Regions from separate parts of the Mus musculus genome. Here regions 1 and 3 are each linked to region 2. The links are chromatin loops, found by intact Hi-C in ENCODE. Cell type or tissue: heart. All regions are shown on one strand.

The links. A loop is a pair of places that touch in the nucleus more often than their neighbours do. Peaks named below come from ENCODE experiments on the same cell type or tissue, not always from the same donor. Only the 100,000 strongest peaks of a DNase experiment are listed, where the experiment ranks them.
Region 1: it touches region 2 in a loop (2.2-fold over the local background); 2 of 42 quality-filtered maps call a loop at or near these places.
Region 3: it touches region 2 in a loop (2.2-fold over the local background); 2 of 42 quality-filtered maps call a loop at or near these places.

Annotation. Positions count from the first base shown.
Region 1 is chr3:36,765,858-36,773,857 of GRCm38, reverse strand. No RefSeq gene overlaps it. Among named protein-coding and RNA genes, the nearest start is that of Trpc3, 80 kb to the right of the region's middle. In heart, no CTCF peak of the experiment used is centred here; a DNase peak (open chromatin) is centred at 3,537.
Region 2 is chr3:36,685,119-36,693,118 of GRCm38, reverse strand. It overlaps Trpc3 (transient receptor potential cation channel, subfamily C, member 3), which reads left to right and starts at 2,952. Exons shown (of 12, transcript NM_019510.2): 1 at 2,952-3,321. The coding sequence starts at 3,140. In heart, CTCF peaks have their summits at 2,854 and 4,088 (motif pointing left); DNase peaks (open chromatin) are centred at 3,088 and 4,078; H3K4me3 peaks cover 1,804 bases; H3K27ac peaks cover 1,247 bases.
Region 3 is chr3:36,751,539-36,759,538 of GRCm38, reverse strand. No RefSeq gene overlaps it. Among named protein-coding and RNA genes, the nearest start is that of Trpc3, 65 kb to the right of the region's middle. In heart, no CTCF peak of the experiment used is centred here; a DNase peak (open chromatin) is centred at 4,978.

The DNA.
Region 1 (8,000 bases), 81 kb before region 2:
GATGATGGTGAGTAGTGATGGCCCTTAATGTACCAACAGTCCACGGCCACACTTCCCGAAAACCGCCTAAGAGCAATTTAGAAGCAAAACAGTGCTGTCAAAATGAGTCAAGGACTCCAATCCCTACCTGCAGTTTTATCAAGAGCAGGTCAGTAAGGAAATATTGAACTGTGTCTTTAAAAAGCTTTTCAATGAATAATTAACACCCAGAAGGAGAGAAACGGAGAGTCGTCACCCTGTCTTCACTGTCATAAAAATTTGGAATCTGAAAATTTCATCTCTCCCCAGAAATATTTGAAACATGGGAAGACAGGCTTTTGCTCCCCGTTGATCCATGCCTGGCTTCAACAGCGAACCTACAGAAGTGGACGGCATGTGAGTACCCGGGTTAAAATCCCAGTCTGAAGGCTACCGTTCTGCCAGAAATGGATTATTCTCTGTGCATGTTTGAAGGAAAAGAAAAGCTTTGTTTCTAGATCAGATGGGACAATGGGAGGATGGGGAGGAACTGTATCCAAATGGTGACTTAAGTGTATGCTCTAGCTAAAGTCTACAACTAAGAAAGTACCTAGGAGCGCAGGGCAATTACAGCCAATCAAAACAAGGCTTTGCACCATGATGGGCCCTACCAATGGAGTCACAAGCCACTCATTGGGCCAGCCCACAACCTTTCCAGAGCAAGCCAATAAATGTTCTGTCTTATGATACTTGTGGTTGCTTACAAGTTTTATTAAAAGTACTTCCAAAAGTACACTGAATAAAAATCAGAGAGAGCTGAATGACTTTGAGGCTCGGCAACTGGACTGGAGGTTTCAAAAGACCTACAGTGTTCACAGGAGCAGGCCCTTGTAGGGCACTGATCCTAGAGCCAATTACAGTGAGGCAGTTCATCTGAAATTTAAAGTTCTGAAAGCCATTCTTTCTTTTCCTTCTGCTGAGGTCAATGACCATCTTGTTTTAAAAATTCCATTTCCACCTGGATGTGATGGCTGACCGCAGCACGAGTGCAGCAGCGGGGGTGACGGTTCCAAGTAGAAGTCGTGGATGTGAAGTCTGCTCAGAATTTTCCTATAGACCGTCACACATCCTGGTTAATGTTTGCTGAACTCCTGCTGTCTGTGTTCATGGAGTGTTCCTTGTTAGCTCTCTCTCTCTCTTTCTCTCTCTCTCTCTCTCTCTCTCTCTCTCTCTCTCTCTCTCTCTCTCTCTCTCTCTCTCTTTCTCTCTCGTGTGTGTGTGTGTGTGTGTGTGTGTGTGTGTGTGTGTATAAATCACAAGAGAGAGGAAAGCAGATATTGCCTGCCCATGATTTTAAGAGCTCAGCTTGCTGATGATTTGCAAATATCTGGAAATATATTACATTAGCAATTTTCTATTTTTGCTGAGTCAAGACACATTAATTCTTTAATAAAATGTATTGTGTCTCGAAAGAGAAGAAATAGATTTCAACAAGGGGTAAAACACAAGAAAACAGACATGGCCAGGGAGAGGGAACGTTCCTGGGCAGCAGGAGGGGCCAAAACTGGGGGCTTCAATTTGGCTTTCAGTTTCTGGCAGCTTAAAAAACAAAGAAGAAAACAGGAAAGAAGGAAGCTTAGCGTATTTCTTGTTGTTTTCCTGAGAGAAAGGAGAAGCTCACGTTCTACTGCAGTGGGAATGCTATTGCAGAAGTGAAGCCTGGTAATCATGGGTAATTTCCTGACAACATCAATTCAACAAAGACACATTTTACCTTCCCCAACATGAGATGGATTTGTTTTCCCATAATATGTGTATTAACAACAGATTGTGCCCAATAGCTACCATGTGGAGCGAAGATGATTTGTGTTCCGGTTTGTAGTGTAAGCACAGCGCCTAAGTCCAGAGTGTTAGAGATAACAGCCTTTTATTAGTTCCAAATCTCTTCCTCTTTCATTATTCTAATAGCTTCCAAACTCATAAAGGCAAAGGATATAGAAGGATATGGGTCCTAAAAAGATGGCTCAGTAGTTAAGATGTAAGCATGATGAGCCAAGTTCAAATCTCCACCACCCACATAAAAAGCTGACCCCGGCTGCCTGTGACCCCAGCATCAGTGCAATAGGAAAAGGCTGAGAGCTAGCTGGCCAGCCTTCTCGGCTAAAGAGGAAGCTTTTAGTCAGAGTTGCTGTCTCCCTGCTGTAGAGTGGAAAACAACAGAGGAATATACATGCCAGTGTTCATGCGTGGTCACCTACATACTCATGTACACACAGTCAAAGGGAAGAGACCCACTTTTCTGAGAATGGGCAACCGTAACATAGATGATTCACAAGGAAATATTTTGCAACTATTGACTGCAATATGTTCAAGAGAATACCCGGATTTACTCTCATTAAAACGTTTTATAAGCCAGTTTAATAGTTTTATTGGGGTAGTCATAGAATGGCTCACTTATTTTCCCTTTATTAAGGGTGTGCTTTTAATGGCTTTTTAAGGACACACTTACATTTTACTGTGTAAGTTATAGTGTAGATAATTCCCACATTGACAAACTTCAATGTGCTATCAGGGCAGAAACTAGCATTTTCTTTTCTAAGTTTGCACAGGTGATCAGGGCTGTCCCCTGACGTGGAGAGTACTGGAGGAGAGAGGTCTATGAACCCAGCTTCAAACATGCTGGCACAGGGGTTCTCTGAGACATGCAAGTGGTCCTGTCAAGCACTCATGCACTAGAGGGCAGGTCAGGGCTGAACGTGCAGGCTAAGGAACAACAGTGAACAGTGAGCAGGGTAGCTAAAGGCGCAGGTCTGGATGAAACTGGAAGGATCTTATAACCAAACTTGAATGGAAGTTTCTTTGCTCGTATGATTTTTAAATGTATGTTATATTACTCTAGTATGAGAACAATGATTAAAGTGTACCATTAAGATGTTGTTTTTATATGGCCATTTAAAAAATGAATTTGTATTATTTAACACAAGTAAAAATACAGTGTCTTAAGCTCTTCTTACAGTGGAATTTCCAGTGTGTTATTGTTCACTTGCGTTAGATGGGCTAACTGACAATTCCTAGCTACTTTACTTAAGAAGATAATTATTCCACAGTCAGTCACAGAGAGCTCGTTGAGAGCCTGAACCTGCAGGTTTTCTCAATGTTTGAGAGGATGGTGTGTTAAAGTCATCCTTTGTTCAAAGATAGGTACATGAAAAAACAGACTCCAGATAAGCAAGACATGTCTAAGTATGAAATCCAAGACTCTAAATCTTAATCTGGATCTGTTTTCAATTAAAGAGGTTTTTGTTTTCTGAATTATACCCTACCTAGGTCTCTAAGAATGCGCCAAAGTCTGAATTGTAGTAGGCCCAAGATTTATAAAACACCTGATGGAATCTTAGTAGATAAGTTATTAAGGAAAGCAAGGGGTTAAGTACTTAATAGAAAAGATGAAGATAATATAGGAATAAACAAAAGGCAGGCATCAAAAATTCTGATCGAGGGACCATCTCTTTCAAAACAAGCATGCAGCCATAGACAGAGACCTGGTTTAAGGCAGCCTGAGTGAAGGAGAGACTGAATGAAGGGAGCACTGGTGTCCTGCTGCTTGAGAACACAGCATCTGGTTCAGCAATCAGGAAAAATTAGTGTCCTGTCATGTGACAGAGCACATCTGGAATCCTGCACTTAACCCAGTATTCCCAGAAAGCCACATTTAAACATGAGGTTTATAGTTTTCAAAAATAGGCCCTATTACTTTGTTTTCATAATACTAAAAGAAGAGGCAAAAACAAGACAAAACAAAACTGGGGGAAAAGAAAAAAAACAACAAATCAGAAAAACATGGGAATGACTTAAAGATGTCAAATCAAAATATCTGATGGAACAAAAGAAACTAATTTCATGGGCTGAGAGGAGTTGCAGACCCAGTCACATTTCTCTCAAAGTCCAAAGAAGGTGACAGAGCTTGGTGGGCAAAACAGAACCAAGTAAGAAGAAAAGAGTATTCTTAATATAATTTGAAAGTTAAATTTCAAGTCAGTGCATGGAGTAGCAGGTTTCATTGTGGCGATTTACACATAATTGTCATTGCTCCCATTCTCATTGGTGTCTCTGCCTCTCTGCTGTTCTCTTCCGTACTATTCCCTGGAGGCCTCCTCTCCTCTTGCTCTCAGACCACGTGCATCCCATTACCCTTTCTTTGCCCAAAGATTTCTTCCTCATGATTCTTTTTTTGTCACAAAGACACAGACAGACAGACAGACACACAGACACACACACACACAATTTTAGAATTCCATATGTAAGATAAATTATGTGGTACTTGTCTTTCTGAGTTTGGCTTACTTTGCTTATCACGACATCCAACTCTATCAATTTTTCTGCATGGTTTCACGTTTCTTTATGGTCAAATAAAACTCAGTTGTGTTTATGCACCACATTTATGCGTTTGTTGATGAACATGCTGGTTTCATCTCCTGGCTATTATGAGCAGGGCAATAATAAGCATGAGTGCACAAATATCTCTGTGTATGTCGATTCTAAATCAGGTATTTACTCGAGTGGCCCAACCAGATTGCATAGTAGTTCTGTTTTTCATTTTTTAAGGACCCTCCATACTGATTTCCATAATGGTTGTATCAGTTTACTTTCCTACTAGCAGTGAATAAATATGTTCTTCCTGAGGCTGGAGAGATAGCTCAGTTTTCCTAGTACGTACAATGACCTAGATTTGCTCTCGAGGACCAGATAAACCAAGCCTGGTGATATAGATAGATAGAGTGAGATGGAGGTGGAGAGATGCCGTAGATGCAGATGTAGATGTAGATGCAGATGCAGATGCAGATGCAGATGCAGATGCAGATGCAGATCTATAATCCAGCACTCAAGAGGCAAAAGCAGGAGGACCAGAATCTCAAGGCTTTCCTCTGCTTCATATCACGTTTAAGTCTAGCCTTAAAAATAAATATTTTTAAAGGGTTTCTCTTTCCCACATCCTTGCCAGAGTGTTTTCTTGATTATAGGCACTTTGACTGGGATGACACAGATTTCCAAGGCAGTTTTAATTTGCCGTAAGCTAAATTTGATGGCTAAGCATGTTAAACACTTTTTTCCAAGTATTTTTCTGGGTACTTGCATTTCTCTTTTGAGAAATATCTACTCAGTTTGTTAAAGTCTTTTTTTTTTAATTTCTAAAATAGTGTTACCACATTCCTCTTTGGCTTTTGTCACTGGCTTGATTGATTGACTGATTGATTGATTGGTTGGTTGGTTGGTTCTGTCATTCCTGTGTGCATGAGATATCTGTGGTCTGGTGGGAGGTGACAGACAGACATGCCATGTCACACACACTGAGACCAGAGGACAACTCTATACCATGGGTTCTTTCTCTCTTCCTTCGCGTGGTCCAGGGGGTGTTGGGTTCTGATCACCAGGTTTGTGTGGCAAGCATTTTACTGCTGATTTATAAACCCTCCCCCCTTGAGACGGGAGTCTCACTTTGTAGCCCAGAATGACCATAAACTTGAGAGCTTCCTATCTCTGCCCCCTGAATACTGAGATTATAGGCATGCAACCAAGCCCAGGTTAAATTTTATTATAACATTTCATTTGTGGGTAGGAGGAGCCATGGGAATGGGGAAATCTCCTAACATTCTTTGAGATGTTTTAACTTTCTCATAGAGGCAAACAGAAAATCTGGAAGATGGGAGTGAGGATTCCAAAGGACATCAGGAAACATTTATTGGGAGTCATAGCTCAGCCATCTCTATTCAAAAGGGAGTAGACTATAGAGTAGCAGTCTAGTATATCCCAAGTGGCTGGATAGAGAGTGATGGCCACTGTGTGTCATTTGGAACATTATTTCTCAATCCAGCTTTCTTTTGCAGGATTGGGGATCAAACTCAAGGCTCATACATGCTACGTAATCACTCGACCTTTAACTTTAAACTAGATTTTTCTTTTTACTGCAAAGTCTTGTGTCAGTTGACACAACTAAAGTCATTTAAGAGGAAGGAACCTCGATTGAGAAAAATAAGATCAGGCTGTAGCCAAGACTCTAGGGCATTTTCTTGATTTGTGATTGATGGGAAGGGTTCAGATCATTGTGGGTGGTGCCATCCCTGGGCTTGTGGTCCTGGGTTCTATATGAAAGCAGACTGCACAAACCATGTGGAGCAAGCCAGTAAGCAGCGCCCTTCAGTGGCCTCTGCATCAGCTCCTGCTTCCAGGTTCCTGTACTATTTGTGTTCTTGACTTCCTTTGAGGAGGAACCATGATATGGAAATGTTAGTCAAATAAACCCTTTCCTCCCTAAGTTGCTTTAGTCATGGTGTTTCATCACAGCAATAGTAGCCCAAGCAAAGACACTCTGTAACCTTCAAATTTGGCCTTGAATTTGCCACCCCCAGCCTCAACGTCCTGAATAGCTGCAATTACAGATGTGTGTCTCAGCAGAACAGGCTTGCAAAATGACCTGTGCTGTGTGACATTTGCTCAGTGGATGCCACCAGGGAGGCCTCTGTGGTAACCTGGGTTTTAATGCAGCTAATGTAGGCTACCTTTGTGTACACCTCCTCTGGTGTCCTGCATTCCAGTCATTCTGTGTCTTAGGCAACCATTTGATGTTGTTTTCCTAGTTCTTTGATTTGCTGGGTACCTGTAGGGTGCTGACTTGCATTTTGTAGAGAGCACTGAAGAAACAAGGAATGTTTTCTGAGAGCTTTTGTGCTCAGCAGTGTTTACTGGGGTGCTATTTAATACCACAAGATGCTAATGGAGTGCTGTGAACTGCAGGCAAAGGCATAGCCTTGCTTCTCTGCACTCCCTCCCTCTCCTCCAACATCAGCTTGCCTGCCATGATTATTATGTTTTATTCACTTCCCTTTTTACCAACTACAGGCGTCCAGCATGGGCGACTGATGCGTCATTTATTCTTTCCTAACTCCGTGATTAGAACACCGGTCTGTAATTCAGGAGCCCAGCAACGTTCTATACACTTATCCAAGTATACACTGGTTTTGGTGCAGGGAAGTACAAAGTCATTTAGAGCAGGGAGAGAGGTCTGGAATACAGTAGCTAACAACTTGACACCATTGATTTTACTCCACAGTGGCCAGTGTTTTAATTTAAGCCATCCACTTACCCATGAAACAAGATGAAATGTTTCCCTATGCTGCTTAATTCACACTTTGGTTCATGTTGCTAATATTTTTCTACAAATACCCAGATTCTAAGTTTAACAAGTGAGCTACAGGTCTAAGGAGAAAGAACACACTGAGTTCTTTGGCCCCACTTAGGAAGAGTGTAATGGCAGCCATTAATGGCAAAGGACCCGAGCATTGGCGGCCTTCCATGCAGCCTCACCTTTCACGTCTCCACCCAATTCACTTCCATCAGATCAAGTGAGATTGAAACTGTCAAGCAGTGTTTGTTCTTATGTCTGTGGGTTTGTTCACACAGAAGATTTTAAAATTTCATATGAATTTTATAACTGCTCCGATATATAGAGGAAAGCAGAAAATGCAATAATAATGACTAGGAAGGTATGAATTCTATGCACAGGCTGTACTGAGATGTAAGAAGTGGAGAATAATCCAAGTAAGTTTATCGTCATGCTAGAAGATGCTCTGCAGGAGGAGGGAGGGACTCATTAATATCACCCAGCTACAAACCTCATGATGCACAATAGTGACCTAACTGTAAGCGACTGCAGCAATGGTGGAAAAGATCTTACGGGAGTAGCCAACCACTTTGTTTTTAATTGCATTTGAGGTCCGCTCCAAGAGATACTTGACACTGCTAAAGTGTCTAAGAACCTGAGACTAGACAGGTGATGGGCCTCGAGGAACTCCCACCACTATCGTTCTGCTAAAGGAAATAGCAATGAAATGATTCCTAATGACATTCTGTATGTCTGTATCCCATGTGTATGCCTTGATCAGCTCTCATTGGAGAAGTTTCTGTTTGTGGTAGATAGTAACTGACGGGAAAACACACAGCTGAGTGTGAGAGTGAGAGAGAAACTTTGGAGCACTCAACCCTAA
Region 2 (8,000 bases):
GGTGGCACTCATTCACAGCCACAGTACTCAGGAGGATAAGAAAATCATTATCAAGTTGGAGGCCAGGCTCGGCTACATGAGACCTTGTGTCAAAATCAGGATCATTAGCCTCTGATGGTATAGGCCCCTTGTCCCATGAGAATCAGCATAGATCATAGGTTAAACTGTGTCTGTGCCCCAAACTCAAATGTTCAGGCCCTAATCCCCAGGATCTCAGAATATGACACTAGTTAGAGATGGTTTTCAAAGACAGAAAGAAGCTAAAATGTGGTGGCATTTATTTTGATCCCTAACCTAATGTGAATGAAGTCTCTATAAGAAAAGGAAAGCAGTAGACAGGTCAAAGGGAAGGATATGTGAGGACACAGGGCAAAGACCTCCTCACCCCGCCCGCCCCCCCCCCAAGCCAAGAAGAGAGGACACAGAAGATAAGTCTGCTCACACTTAGAACTTGGACTTTCAGCCCCTGATATGAGACAATACATTTTGGTTGTTTAAGCCACTCCATCTTTGAAATGTTGCTATGGTAGACTCTGTTAACAAATACTTGGGACTCCTGCACCCCCAGAGCCTTAGAAGACCAGGTCATGAATTTGATGTGTAAATTTTAGAAACCCGTGAACTTGTCAACTCATTCAGCATGTGCTGTCTTCATCCTGTGCACAATGGACTCGGTTAAATGGCAATGACAGAAGATGGGTTTTTCAAATAGCAAAACCAAGAAGGAACGTGAAGTTCAAACAGGAGACCAGCACACAGGAGTTAACTTGAAGGATGGGATCTCATACACAAGAGACACTCAGGATCTCCTGGATCTCTTGGGACTCCAGATGGACATCAGAGACTGTCAGACTAGAGGCCACCTCTCTCTGGCTCTTTGGGGGAGAATAGAAGGTGGGTGAATAATAAGACAGTTCAGTGTAGGTAAATGACACAGAGACAGGGAAACGGGAAAGTGACCTTGATGTTGGTGGTACAGGACAGGAGTTACGTACAGATGTGTCCATTATGCAGAGCAAGAGAAGACGCTGGAGAGTTAGGGTCAAGTCACAGAAGGCTTGCATAATGTGATGGTTTGTATGAAGTAGGTGTGGCCTTGTTGGAGTGGGTGTGTCACTGTGGGTGTGGCTATAAAACCCTCATCCTAGCTGCCTGGAAGCCAGTATTCTGCTGGCAGCCTTCAGATGAAGATGTAGAACTCTCAGTTCCTCCTGCACCATGCCTGCCTGGATGCTGCCATGTTCCCACCTTGATGATAATGGACTGAACCTCTGAACCTGTAAGCCAGCCCCAATTAAATGTTATCCTTGTAAGAGTTGCCTTGGTCATGGTGTCTGTTCACAGCAATAAAACCCTAAGACACACGACAGATTTGGATTTTTAAAATGAAAGCAGGAGTCACCAGTGGGTTTGTTTTGTTTGTTTGCTTGTTTGTTGGTTTTAATAGAGAACAGTCATGATCAGACTTTGTTTGAACAAAATCTCCATCTTAGGGAAGAGGTATGCTACAGAAGCCGGGAGGACCACGAGAGCCTGGCTGGAGGTAGAGCTACTGAAGTGCACAGGGGGTCTTCTGTGAAGTCTCTTCAAAGATGGAATCAAAGGGGATCTGGTAACTCGGTTGTGGAAATTAACACTTTCCTATGAAGTAGCACATGAAGCAATTTCCAAACGTTCCCATCTTCCCGAAGCAGGGATCAAAAAACGCCAGTGCTTCCTTGAACCTTTGCTTGCATACTGCCAGTGCAAGGGATCCACAGCACTTTATGTGCGTTTGAAGAGCTACGCGAAAGGGAGCCACAGTTCCGTACTTTTGTGTCTTGAGTTCGGAGAGAACCATTTCTCCATGAAGCACAGTAGCCACTAAATAATGCTAGCAGTGAACTAACCTCCCTTGTCTTAACCGAGCTCAGCTGGTATTTCTGTGATTTTCCCAGTATGCCTTTGCGAAGGCATCTGCCTGACTGACGTAACAGAAAGTCTTGAATACTGTTTGGGTCTGAGTGGAGTTACACCTCGGTTCTCTGCTCCCTAAAATTCTCATTGATCATACTCTGTAACCCTTCATCCCCGAAATTTGAGTGACCTTGAATTTCAAAGTGCATTCCCTTAAGTTTTAAAAATAATGGAGGAGGGGCAAGTTCCATTCCCTGCACCCTCTTTAAAACCTTCTGTGTTGGCACAAGCTGGGGAGGTAGAGATAGACAGATTTGTGGCTTGCTGGCCCACAACCTAGTCTAGTCTAATCCAGGAACCCCTAGGTTCCAGAAAAAGCTTCTGTCTCAAAAAAATAAAAACAAAACAAACAAACAAAAACCAAGGTGGATGACCTAAGGAAGACTAGCAGAGTTTGACCTCTGGTCTCTCACACCCCAGCACACATATGTGCACCTGCTGCTGTAATTTATGGAGGCCGAAACGGAAGAATTGCTGTGAGGTGTGGACCAGCCTGTGCCAGATGCTGACTTCCATGCCATCCTGGGCCACAGAATAAGACCTTGTCTCAAAAACAAACAAACAAAAAACGAACAATTTTCTCCCTTGAAAAACGCTTCTTGAAAAGTACAGAACTCGAGTTAGCATCCCACACGTTTAGAAATTGACTGGCTGTGAGGCACAGGGACCCAGGAACCGCACTTAAACCCCTGTGGATTCTGCTAAGCCTGACAATGGGAAACTAGCAATGCTTTGCTTTGAAAAATCTAGATAGCTGAGCGTGCATTAAAAAAACCTAACAGGTCGAGTATTCCATTTCCTTTCCTAGGACACTTGTGTCTACAGATGCATGAGGGTTCTGGGTCTCTGGTAAAAAAGGAGGGTGGAGGGAAGTTTCTGCTGTTTCTCAGCTCCCCACCTGCTGGTTTGTCTGATTCCTGCACAGCGCTGTCTGCGAGGGACTGGTCTCCCCTCCTCCCATCCCTCCTTCCTCCCCCCTCCTCCCTCTCCTCGCAGGGAAACCGCGCCGTCTCGCCGCGATGCTGTCGGGCCGGCAGACCGCGCACAGCCGGCAGCGCGGCCGCGGACCCCAAGCTCCGCTGCAGGTCGCGCGCTCCGCCCGGGCGTCCCCAGCTCCGCGGGCCCGGTGCTTGACCCGGGGCAGCTGGGCTGCTGACTGCGGGCGGCAGGGAGCTTGGCCGCTATGTCCACCAAGGTCAAGAAGTGCCGGGAGCCCGCGAGGGTGACCTTGCCCGCTCCGGAGGAGGAGGAGGATGGCGAGGCCGAGGGAGGCGAGTCGCAGCGCCGCCGCCGGGGCTGGAGGGGCGTCAACGGCGGGCTGGAGCCGCCCTGCCCGCGCGCGCCGCCGTCCCCGGGGCCCGACGCGTGAGTACCCGAGCGCGGCCGAGCGGGGCGGGTGGGACCAGGCTCGGGATCCGGACTGGTTAAGCGCGGCGCTAAGCGGGGCCGGGCCAGGCTCACGTGCATGCATGCACTGCCCGTGGACCATCACCGACGGCGGGGCTCGGGGAGAGAGAACGAGGCCACCTGGGCTAGGATTTGGGACTCGAACCCGGAGCTACCCGGAGGTCCTGGACCGTTTTGTGTGCACAGGACCTGCGGCTGGTCCCCCTATGCCTCTCCAGCTCGCCGTGGAGGCTGGAGGACGGGGCTCAGCGGGGCACAGTGCTGTGCGGGGTGCACTGAGTGAGATGAAAGCTTCCCTGTAGGTGTGCGTGCTCACACCCAAACCCGAGGGCAGTGGCTCTGACAGTCAGTCTCTTAGGGCCAACTTGGACGATGGGTCCCAGAAGGCTCAGGGCCGGTGACTCTTCCCCCTTCCCTCCAGTTCTGACTTTTTCCTTCTCCACGTCTCTGTTGTTTCTCTTTTCCTCTGCAAAAGTAGCAGTTAGCAACCAAATGATTGAGAAAAGAACCTGTTCATTCGAACAATACAGCGCCGGGCCAGCTTCCAGAGGCAAAGATGCTGAGGGCACTGCTCTACTTCCCTCGGCGATGCGCTGCGCGTGCGGGAAGAGTGTCCTGAGAGGAAGGGGTTGGGACGTGGGGACCCATTTCGGTCGTGGCTCCTCCGGGCCAGTGGGCTTGTGGCTTTCCTGTCGGGGGGACGGGCTCTGCAGCGCCGCCTGCTGCCCAAAGTCTGTCTGCTGCAGGATCTGTGGCTTGGGGAGGTTGGACCGGTGGAGAACTCAGGCCAGGCCAGACTGGACTTAATAGGCTGGCAGGGAACATAAACAGCAATCATTCCGGAAGGGTCCTGATTTAAAATCTGCTACGCACCCGGGAGGAAGTCAGAGACTGTGAATGGACATGGAAATGGCCCCGGAAATGGAGAGAAGGCTCATCCTTTGGTATTACATCCCTGTCAGCTCACTTCCACCCTCTAAAGTTTCACACTATCCGCTTTATTTCTGTTTCCATAAAACCCATAAACTGGGTTTTATGAACTTGTATAGTTTCTTGATTTTTATGAAATTCTTCTATTACCTTAAATAACTGGTACATAGGGAACTTGATTATCTGTGGAAGTAAGGTAGATTCGAAATTATGGCTCTCCCTTCTGAAGTTTGAAGTCAGTTACACAAAGCCCGGGAGTGAGTTCTACCAGAGGCTCACTACCTGACTGCTGAGGTCACTCCTCTGCCACATCTGGTGACTTTACACCGTGCAACAAGTGTGTGGTCTTTATTTTTAAAGTCGAGAGGGCTGGGTCACTTCATGGATCACCCCCTTTCCATTTATTTGACACTTGGTGACATCAGAAGCTGTCTTGCTACCTGCAGCAGAGAGTAGTTCCGTTCCTCCTATGGTGTTGAATAGGGTAAAGCCACGATGTCTCTGCATCACTGTTGAAAGGTGAGCAGAACAGCCTTGGAGTCAGTATGTAGAGTGGCATAGCCAGTCAACAACTTAGCAGAGCCAGCCCAGGGTCACATTCATAACTGCAGTGGCACAGCTGAGCTTAATACTCAGTAGAATCCTAAGAATAGGACCCACTTTCTTTCAAAGTCCTGTCGCCAATGTGGTAGGTTAGCTTACAAGTAATGTGCTTCCTCATAGTATCTTACCTTCTTTACCATCCTTTCCTCTCCCACTACTCTCTCCTGTGCCGCCCTCTCCTCTGCTTCTCTTCCTTCCCCTAGTTTCCCCTCTACATACTGGATGTATTTCATTACTATATTTCCCTCTTCCATGAAGATTTCTTCTTCTCCACTCCTAATCCGTCTTCTAGTTTAGTAACAGAAGCAAACATGAGTATGCACACAAACACAGACACACACACACACACACACGCGCGCGCATCACATACCTCATGCATACGCGTGCACACACACATTCTGTTGCGTATTTGTTTGGTCTATGTTCCAGACTTTCACTTGGGAATCTGAATGAGCTGATGAGGGAAGAATGCCTTCTATTAAGTCACATATGAGATGCCTCCATCCTTGGATAGGACTCTTGACTCAACCATTGACTCAAACAAAGCAATTCTATCTCTATTGCTTGCAGACTAGCAGCACCAAATAGCATCATCAAAGCGAAACTCATTCAGGAAGTTTTGATTTGTTAAGTATATCTGATAAATATGGAAAGGTCTAGAAGTGTGTTCTCATGAGTTCCAGCTCAAAGACAATTCTCAAGGAGATGTATGCAAAGTGCAGGCATGGTACAACAACCACAAAGACAAGGAAAAAAGGTTCCCTCTGTGAGGGAAAGCAACAAAGATGCCGGACCTGGACAATGATGCTATCAATCTGAAGAAAATGAGTATTAATAAAAAAAAGTATGAAAATAGAGCTGTAAAGAGACAAGGAGAGCAGGAGACAAGCTTATTTGTTTGTGAAGAAATTAAAGAAACCGATATGGGCTGGAAGGATTCTTAGGATGGCATGCAGTAGCTAATTATTTCATGCTCCGTCCCTCAAAATGCCAGGGATGTTTCAGAACCATGGCAGCTGAGTCTGGTTGGAACATAGGGTGTGAGAAGGAGAGTGGTGGGTGTGGTTTGGAGGCCTTGTCATTCTGGACATCAGTGTGAAGGTCTTATGTGTCAAGATATGGCAGTAGGGAGCCTTTGGTTGTTTAAAAGCGGACTCGATGTGATCAAAGTCTCTCTGTGTAGTATGCACTGAAGTGGCAGTTGATGGAATAGGAAGCAACTGATTAGGAGGCTGCTGTAGCTGTCAGGGCTGAGCTTGAGATAGGAGAAGACTGGGAAAGAGAACATGCAAATGGAATCTATGGGATTGGGTTTGTTTGTTTGTTTGGTTGGTTGGTTGGTTGGTTGGTTGGTTTTTAGTGTACTTTGCATGACTAGTTTTTAGAAGAAGCTGGATTAGGGAGACTCCAGGTATTCTAACCAGGACTATTGAGGCCATTGTAGAGAGGGCCTTGAGAAGATTCTGAGTCGTCAGGTGATTCTCATTATGGTGTCCACCAAGAGATGGAAATTCCAGGCTGGAATTTGGGAGAAGGCGAGACCTTGCTGTCTGGTGGACCTGTTGAGGCATTGTATGCTCACATTAGATTGTCCAAAGGACCATTCAAGAAAAACAGAGGAATCCTTGAGGGGAAAGTGTTTTGACAGAAAGGAGGGAGAAGAGGAGCGAGGGCAGGGTGGTGCTTACTCTGGGCTGCCTAGAGAATTTCAGGAAAATGGAAAATGGACACAGTTGTGGCAAAAACTAGAGACAACAGACATTTGTGCATCTACTGTAAGAGCAAGTCAATCCTGGTATATGTGAACGAATACCGGCAAAGATATTATAATTCTCAGAATGCTTTGTTTAACAGAGGCAGACTTCTAGAAAAAGAGAGTTCTGTGCCAACCGTTAGTTATAATGAAAACAACAGTCTCTGTTTATGTACACTCTGGTTGAATCACAGCTCCATAGAACAGGGTTTGTCACTGTCATTGACAAATGAGGAAATCGCCACACATAGCAACATAATTTCCAAAAGTTACTAAGCAAGGCACAGTCCGCTCTTAATGCTCAGTTGTTTGAAAGGGTGGTCTGAGGACACAGCACTTCAGATCCTAAGCTGCCTAGTTGAATATAGGTTTCTGGGGGTTAGTTTGGCTATGGGATAAGGACCCGTCATATGGATGTGTTTAGATATCAGATTGTAAGTAACGCCTCCTTTCCGCCACTGGAGGAGAACTCAGTTCTCAAGTGACTGCTGAATCTCTCTAGACTGGCAGGGAAAATCTGACTAGTGTTATAAAGGGAGAGGCAGATGTCCTTGCAAGGAAAATTCCTTGTTTAATTTTCAAGCAAAGCACAAAGTGGCACAGAACTTGAGACCCTCAGTAATTTGACACTTTTCACTATATCATCAGATTCATGCCCCAGGGGCACACTTTCATCTTGTGGGATACAGAACTGTCATTTTGTTAGTTTGTTTCAAATTATTTTTATACAGTGTCAAAGCAGCACACAAACATAGCTTTGGATGCTAGAACACTAACCCTTCTATGAGCAGCAGGTCCCAACTGTTCCGTCAGCCCTCATCTTCTCCTGTCCACTCTGTTTCTCCACCCCACTTTCAGCTCCATCATGTAATGACACTTTGATACACATATCATTGAGGGACCATCAGAAATCTTGAGAATTTTTGTTCACGTATACTTCTTATTCTCCCCTCATCTTCCACAACATGATTTGTTACAATTTCTGGACAACATCTTTATATCTTCATTATTTAACCATGCAACCATATTACTTAGAGCTAGCAAACAGTCTAATAATGCTACATTTCTTTTATAGTTATGTAGTTTCCTTGAAATAACTTTGTCACATTTGGGTTTTGGTTCTTTAGCTAAGTCTTCTACAGAATGTGTTCCTGAAAATATCCCTTCTAGAGTTCTCAGACTTTGCATGTGGCCTCTAAGCTTTTCTTTCCTTAGGAAGCTTTTAGAATGGTCCCTTTATCTATTCTCTTCTGGGGCTGTGCATTGGGGGATGGGGGCTGTTTTTACTGCTGAACTTGGTGACACCCTTGACTTGGAGTTGGTGTCCCTTTGTTCTGGGATATTTTCTTGC
Region 3 (8,000 bases), 66 kb before region 2:
CTACCAGCCCAGAGATGGCACCACTCACAAGGGGCCTTTCCCCCTTGATCACTAATTGAGAAAATGCCTTACAGTTGGATCTCATGGAGGCATTTCCTCAACTGAAGCTCCTTTCTCTGTGATAACTCCAGCTGTGTCAAGTTGACACAAAACTAGCCAGTACAATTGACCCCTTGTCAACTTGACACACAAACACATCACTAGTAAGCCTCAACCCTTACATTCTTATTCATCCCCAAGATCTAAATAACTTTAAAAGTCCCACAGTCTTTACATATTCTTAAATTTTCAATCTCTTTAAAATATCCATCACTTTTAAAATCCAAAGTCTTTTTACAATTAAAAGTCTTTTAACTGTGGGCTCCACTAAAACAGTTTCTTCCTTCAAAAGGGGAAATATCAGGGCACAGTCACAATCAAAGCAAAAATCAATCTCCAACCGTCCAATGTCTGGGATCCAACTCACGATCTTCTGGGCTCCTCCAAGGGCTTGGGCCACTTCTCCAGTCATGCCCCTTGTAGCACACACGTAGTCCTCTAGGCTCCAGATGCCTGTACTCCACTGCTGCTGCTCTTGGTGGTCATCTCATGGTACTGGCATCTCCAAAACACTGCATGACCCCTTCAGTCCTGGGCCATCAATTGCAACTGAGGCTGCACCTTCACCAATGGCCTTCCATGGCCTCTCACAGTGCCGAGCCTCAGCTGCTCTGCATGACACCTTCATACCTTCAAAACCAGTACCACCTGGGTGACTCTTACACATTACCAAGTCCAGCCACAGCACAAGGTACAACCTTGGCTTTCTCTGGAACATAGCCTCTGTGCTTTCAGAAAACACTTCCCAGAAGATGTCACCTCAACGATGCTGGTCTCTTCTTAATCACTGCTAATTTCTTAGCTCCAGCTAACCAGCATCAATAGTCCCAGTAATTCAAAGTTTTTGCTTTAGTAGTTCTGGTATCTTGTTAATCACAGCTGATTCTTCAGCCCCAGCTAACCAGAACCACAGAATCTTCACAACCAAAGTAACAATGGCCCCGAAAAGAGTCTTTACTTTTCCCTCTGAAATTTCACAAGCCAGACCTCCATCTTCTGCACTGTTTTTAACATTATCTTCCAAGCTCCTACACAACATCTGACAGAGCTCTTAACACCAAATGGATCTTCTAGCCCAAAGTTCCAAAATCCTTCCATAGTCCTCCCCAAAACATGGTCAGGTTGTCACAGGAATACCCCACTCCTGGTACCAATTTGTCTCAGTCAGGGTTTTTATTCCTGCACAAACATCATGACCAAGAAGCAAGTTGGGGAGTAAAGGGTTTATTCCTCTTACACTTCCATACTGCTGTTCATCACCAAAGGAAGTCAGGACTAGAACTCAAACAGGTCAGAAAGCAGGAACTGATGCAGAAGCCATGGAGGGATGTTCTTTACTGGCTTGCTCAGCCTGCTCTCTTATAGAACCCAAGACTACCAGCCCAGAGATGGCACCACTCACAAGGGGCCTTTCCCCCTTGATCACTAATTGAGAAAATGCCTTACAGTTGGATCTCATGGAGGCATTTCCTCAACTGAAGCTCCTTTCTCTGTGATAACTCCAGCTGTGTCAAGTTGACACAAAACTAGCCAGTACAGAGGGGAAAGGGTCCATTGTGGTAGGAAGGTACAGCAGCATTGGAAGTATGTAGGCTGTTTATTCACATTTACTGTGGATCTTCCCTCTCTAGTTAAACTTATCTGGAAACACTCACAGACATGTGCAGAAGGGTTATTCCTAAGAGATTCCAAACCTAGCTAAGACAACCCTGGAGATTAACCATCATGCCTGATGAACAATAGCTGACCACTACAAAGGAAGTTGGTAGCTGGTGTGGTAAATTCACTCAGGCTAGACTAGAGGAATTACTGTTAGTGTTGAGAAGTCATGACTGACAACTGAGGTTTAGGACAGCCATCACTACAGAAACAAAGACACCCTGGAACATAGGTACCAATTTCTTTATTTTGTAAACTTAGCAACTAGCAACATAGATGACAGAGTTCTGAGTATTGAAGCAACTCTGTAGTGATGCACAGGAAGAAAGACGCTGATTTTGACACAGAGCCACATCTCCATCGTCTGAGATGGTCCAAGCACAAGGACCTAAGCTCTGATCAGCACCCACATTAGAAAGCTGGGTGTGCTGCTCTCTGCCTGTAACCGAAGTTCTGGGAGGTGGAGACAGAGGATTCCTGAGACTCACTGTCTAGCTGAACTGATGGACTCCAGGTTTTGTGAGAGACCCTGTCTCAAAAGCTAAGGTAGAGAGCGATGGAGGTAGACGCCCAATATTGACTTTGGTCTCCCCACGAATGCACACTTGTGTGCATTTGCATATAGTGTGTACACACACACATACATTTCAAATTAATTACTTGATACATTTCAAACAACAAAAATTCTTCTATATGGGGAAAATCAATAGCTAGGATTCTGATTTATTACCAGTTTACATTTTACCAGAGGGCATGTCAACCGTCGTCTCTTTCCAAATAGCTAATTCTAAGGTCTGAGGTTATATGACTTACCCCTCACTTCTAGCTAGAGCTCTCCATCAGCCTCATCACATGACCTATTCCAGCCCCACCTCCAACCCCAAGAGCATTACATGGTCTTCACATCAAATTTCTCAATCAACTGTCACCACATCTCCCTGTTTCATTTGGCTTGAAACCAAGCTGTCAACACTCCATATATGCTAAGATCATCTTGACTACTTTCAGAGAGAGATTTTCTAGTTTTTTTTTAAAAACTTGAGGCATTTTAGATTCTTTCAGCCAATTCTTCAAAAGGCATATTAGCATTATTTTTGTATGTGCTAATCATCAGTAACTAACGTCATTCATTCTCAGCCAATATCAAAACCACTTTTGCTAAGTAAGGAAATTGAGCATTCAATAAATGGAAATTCGTCTTTCAGAGCATCAATTCGTGGTGCATTGATCTACAGAAGGCTGCTGTAAATGAGGTTCATGCTACACTGAACAACTACAGAATATAAACATGTATTGATGGTTTGGAAGTATTTTGGCTACAAGAGCACCTCAATGGAAAACACACCCATTGGAACACCTCATCTGTGGTGTCAGCGGTCAATACAGCGCACACCCTGGAAGGATTTAGATGTAGGTTGGAGATGGGTCTTCATTATGATCTTATAGAGAACTTATAAATAGCAGAGACAGGAGACAGCCCCAGATGCTGCAAATGAATGCTTTTTCCATGCTGTTGGGTCTTTACTGTCACTTCCTTTTTTGTGCCACATCATAGGAACTTAGGACCCATGGTTCTTGGGTATAGGACTTCTGTTGATTAGGAGCTATAATAGTCATAATTGTTGGGTTTTGGTTTTTGCTTAGTTTGTTTGTTTGTTTTTTGTTTTGTTTTGTTTTGTAGGCAAAGTCTCGTGTAGTCAGGCTGGCTTTGAACTCAGTTTGTACTAAGGATGACCTTGAACTTTTAGTCTTACTGCCTTTACCTCCCAAATGCTGAAGTTAGAGGCATGAGGCTCCACAGTCAAGGTCTAGAGACTGAGCCTGGCCGCAAGCCTTGTGTGTGCTAGACAAGCATTCTACCACTGTGCTTCATCCACGGGTATCACAAGCATGACCGTTTATATAATAAATGAGACTCCCCCAGTAGAACACATACCTTTGTCTATACCAATGAGGCAATGAGCCCATCATGCAGTGGTAGATTTTTTAATCAAAAAAGGAGAATTTTGTATCATAGTGTAAAAGAGTATTTAAATACCTGACCTAAAGTTTCAGCTTTCTATATATTTCTACATAGATCTTTTAGGCAAGCCAGGAATCTGTGAGAAATTAATTTGCTACTCAGACTGCCAGGCTCCTGGCCCAGGCTGTTTCACCAGGGACCTGTGTTCTCACCTCTGGTCAGCTGCCACTGTGCTGTAGCCTCTTCTAAAGCTAACTCAGCACAGATGTAATTAGCGAAGACTAAGGCTGCGATGGGCATGTGAATAACAGTCTGATACATCAGAATTCAAACTGACAGCACCAATGAAATCAAAGCATCATTAACTCCCCCGACAAGCGATGTCTCAGTTTGCATAGATGTTAATCCAGTTTTGAGTGTATGACCCAGTGATCATCTGCTTGGACCGTATCAAATACTTAATTCCTTACTTCTCTGCTTTGTAATAAGGGCCCCTGCACCCTATATAATTCATAAATGATAGCTATACTTATTTCCATTCTAACAGTGGAAATCTGATTATACAAGAAGCAGAGATTAGACAGTTTTAGGACACACTGTTCAGGGCTACAGAAATCAATAGCCGAATCCCAAGTGTTAGCAATATTGTAAAATAAGGATTCTATAAAAACAAATGCTGTTCACATTTCCTTTTATCTTGTGTTTTTGATATTGTCTCTACCTTATCACTGGAAATACAGTTCAGAATGAGATTTGAGTCCCTTGTCAATAGAGGGATGATCAAAGACATGGTAAAGATAGTTGGAGAGGTGGTGGAAGATGGATGTAGCCAGATGGATATGTTATGTAAGGGGGAACTTGATTAGGTAGATATGGTGCGATGGTAAATAGGGAGATATGCGATTGGTGTGAATGAGTTGATCTGATTGGCAGTTGGAAGGCTTCCTTATTTCATGAGCAGGTGACACAAATTACCCTGTCTGCCAAGGATAAATTCAAGTTGGGGAGAAGGGCCAGCTCAGGCACTATTTGAATGGGAGGACACTGTTGCTGTGGTAACAGTAGAAAGAGTGAGACAGACATAAACAGGAAGGATTGAGGGAGCTGAAACAGCTGACTAAGGAGGAAGGTTGAGAACATAGTAACTAAAACAAACTCAGGGTTCAGATCCTGGAGTCCCGTGGGATTGACAGAACGTGATTAACAGACCACAAATACACAGGACACAGATTATTCTTAGAAATACCAAAATAACACACTGCATGACTTCACTTGCGAACAGAGTTGACACACTGGTGACATGAGCCCATGGTGTGAGCAAAGAGGGTTTTCCTGGGCTTCCTGTAGCGGTGATGGGAGGGAGTGAGTCCAGGGGACGTTGGAGCTGTTGTTTATGTTGTGTCCAGATACAGAAGTTGTGACAGGACATGCCAAGCTGGTGGAGCCACCTGAACTGTGTACTTTCTCCCCATGGACTCTGAGTACCTTCTACCTCAATACAAAGTGAAGCAAAGCTTCCAATGATGGTCACTGTAGAGAGTGAGCCAAGAGGCCAGGGAGGGAGGACACCGTCTGCTTGTGTGCTGGAAGCTGGCTGCTGGAGGGTCCACTCTGTCCCTTCAAAAAAATAAATGCAAGTGTTCTAACATCTGGGACGCCAGAATGGAACATTGCTTGGAAGTATCATGTTTTAGGCAAGGTTCTGGGTACCTCTAATCCTATCTGGCCAGTGTCCATCCTTGCAAAGACATAGGTGCTAGGAATCTGTGTGAGGATGAAGGACCAAAGTGACTAGTAACTCCCAAGGGAATGACAGATTCCTGCAGGCAACCAAAGTCCAGGACCAGCATCCAGACCTTCCTCCCCATTTTATACAGGGGGCATGGCTCTTCACCAGAAATATAGTAGAATAAACTTCTGTTGTTTCAGACCAAGTCAGTGGTACTTCACTGGGGTCGCCGGCCTTTACAGATGCTTCAGTGACAGTGAGAGGCAGCACAGCCTGAGCGTGGAGGAGTAACAGATTCACAGATGGTGCAGCCCTGCCCAGGCCTCTAACTCTATCCACACTCTTGAACCACTGCCCCTTGTTGCCTCTCAGGCTGGGGGGCAGGCTCCCTTAGGCACTTTAATAGATAGTTCTTCCATTAAAGTCCTCCAATTACATCATCCATAAGCCCTCTGATATGAAGAGGAAATCTGGGTCTTTTCAATTATATTCACTTGTACATTATAATTCCCAGCACACATTTAAAAGAATTGTTGTCAAAAGAAAATCTCTAACAAAAGAAGTAAGACGTTATGGTTCCAACATATAAATTTTTCCTTTCTGTAGTAAAAGATGGGATTTATATCACCACCATCATCATCACTTTATCATTAATTGTGTTTCAAAAATCAGAACTATTCTGACCCAACTGTGGGACAGCCAAGCTAGAGATAAGCTACTATAATTTAACAACAATATTGTGTGCCTGGAGAGCATTTCATATATTTATATCTTCAACTCTATGATTACTCCCATTTTCTAGACAAGGGGGTCTAAGAGCCTAAATTATCCAAAGTGACACATATAATAACTGTTAACATTTAGGACCTACACCCAAATCTCTCACATATCAAAGTGGCATTTTTTTTCCTCATGTCAAATGGTAAGGGATAGCTTGCCCCTCAAAGACTAATCAATTTGGGAGAGGGTAGGAATTAATCTGCCTTAAAACCAAATATGGTTCCATTCCAGGTTCCTAATCCCGGCTGGAGTTCAATGACGGAAATAATCTCTCTGTTCTGTAAATGAAGACACAGGCTTTTGTGGAATGAGTCGTTTCCTTGAAGTTGCACAGGCATTCAGTAGCCTAAGCTAACTTCCTGCCATCCCAGTATCTCTGTCTGGTATGTTGCGATGAGTTGAATCTGGCCTTCTACATCTGTGAAGCCTGTAAATAGGCATGTTTATCAGAACAGAATAGGGCCAGATATAGCTTCCGGGGTTGGGTGGAGTGCCTGTTCCTCAGAGTAATCAGGCTTAGCCTCTTACAAACCATATGTAAGAGAAGTTGTCAGTGTGGAGAAATATTTATCAGGATGAACCCATAGGCCTAGGATCAATTGAACCTAAGACTAAATTGGATGTTCAGTGGAATAAATAGCCCAATGGGGCAATTCCAGGCACAGGACTAGCCTTGCTGGAGCTGAACTAAAGTTGAAACTTAATTGATAGACAGAAGCATTTTCAGATTGATATTTGTTAAGTTTGATATTATGTAAACATTGTAAATTGGTAGATACAGTTTGGCTACATCTTTAAAACAGTAGCAATAAGAACACTGGAAAGGCAATGGAGTGTTACAGTGTAGCTATCATTGTTCTCTACTTACAGCTTGCCTCTCTGCCCCCACATAAAGCTTCTTTCTCTCCAGTCACGATACACCTGTGGTCCACCTCCCACAGAGACATTTGAAGAAGCTTCAAACTGTGCTGGGTAGGAGGGTTGGGGAGTCCTAACAAGGTAAAAATTGAAGTTGGTGCTTCTGAAACTTAATGGGATTCAGAGATGCCCTGGAGAACACTTGTGCACATGTCTGGGCATCCCCCAGACTTCCTGAATGGGCAGCTGGTGTCTCCAGCATACATAACAAGGTGGCGGGCACAGTGCTGCCTCTTTGGGAACCTCAGGTCTCCTGTTTCTCACCACCTGAGCTCTCACCCAGCCGCAGGTCATACACTTGAGGATAGAGTTAGGATTCCAAACTGAAAAGAATATCAGAACATCTATTCTCACCATGAGCAGAAACCAAAGGATGTAAAGTAAAAACAGAGAAATGCCGACTGCCTTGTCACAGTGTGCTACCTCACCAGGCTCTTCTAGATATAGATTGTCAAAGAGAACAACACAGATTTCCTCACTTAGCTAATTCCCCAAGGGCATAGGACTAAAGGAACGATAAGAGAAAGAAATGAAGAAAATGAGGTGAAAGGAAAAGAGCAGGAAGAACTCACACTTTAATTCAGATTTCCTATTTTAATTTCTTCATGAAGCATACAGTCGGGACAAAGAAAGCAAGACTCCCAGACCTTCATAGTACATGTTCTGCCTGGTTTGATGTCAACCTGACACAAGTCAGAGTCATTTTGGAAGAGAAAACCTCAAATAAGAAAATATCTCTACCAGGTTAGTCCATGAAGCATTCTCTTGATTGATAGCTGTGGAAGGAGGCCCCTGTGGGTGGTGCCACCCCTGGGCTGGTGGTCCTAGGTGTTATAAGAAGGCAGGCTGAGA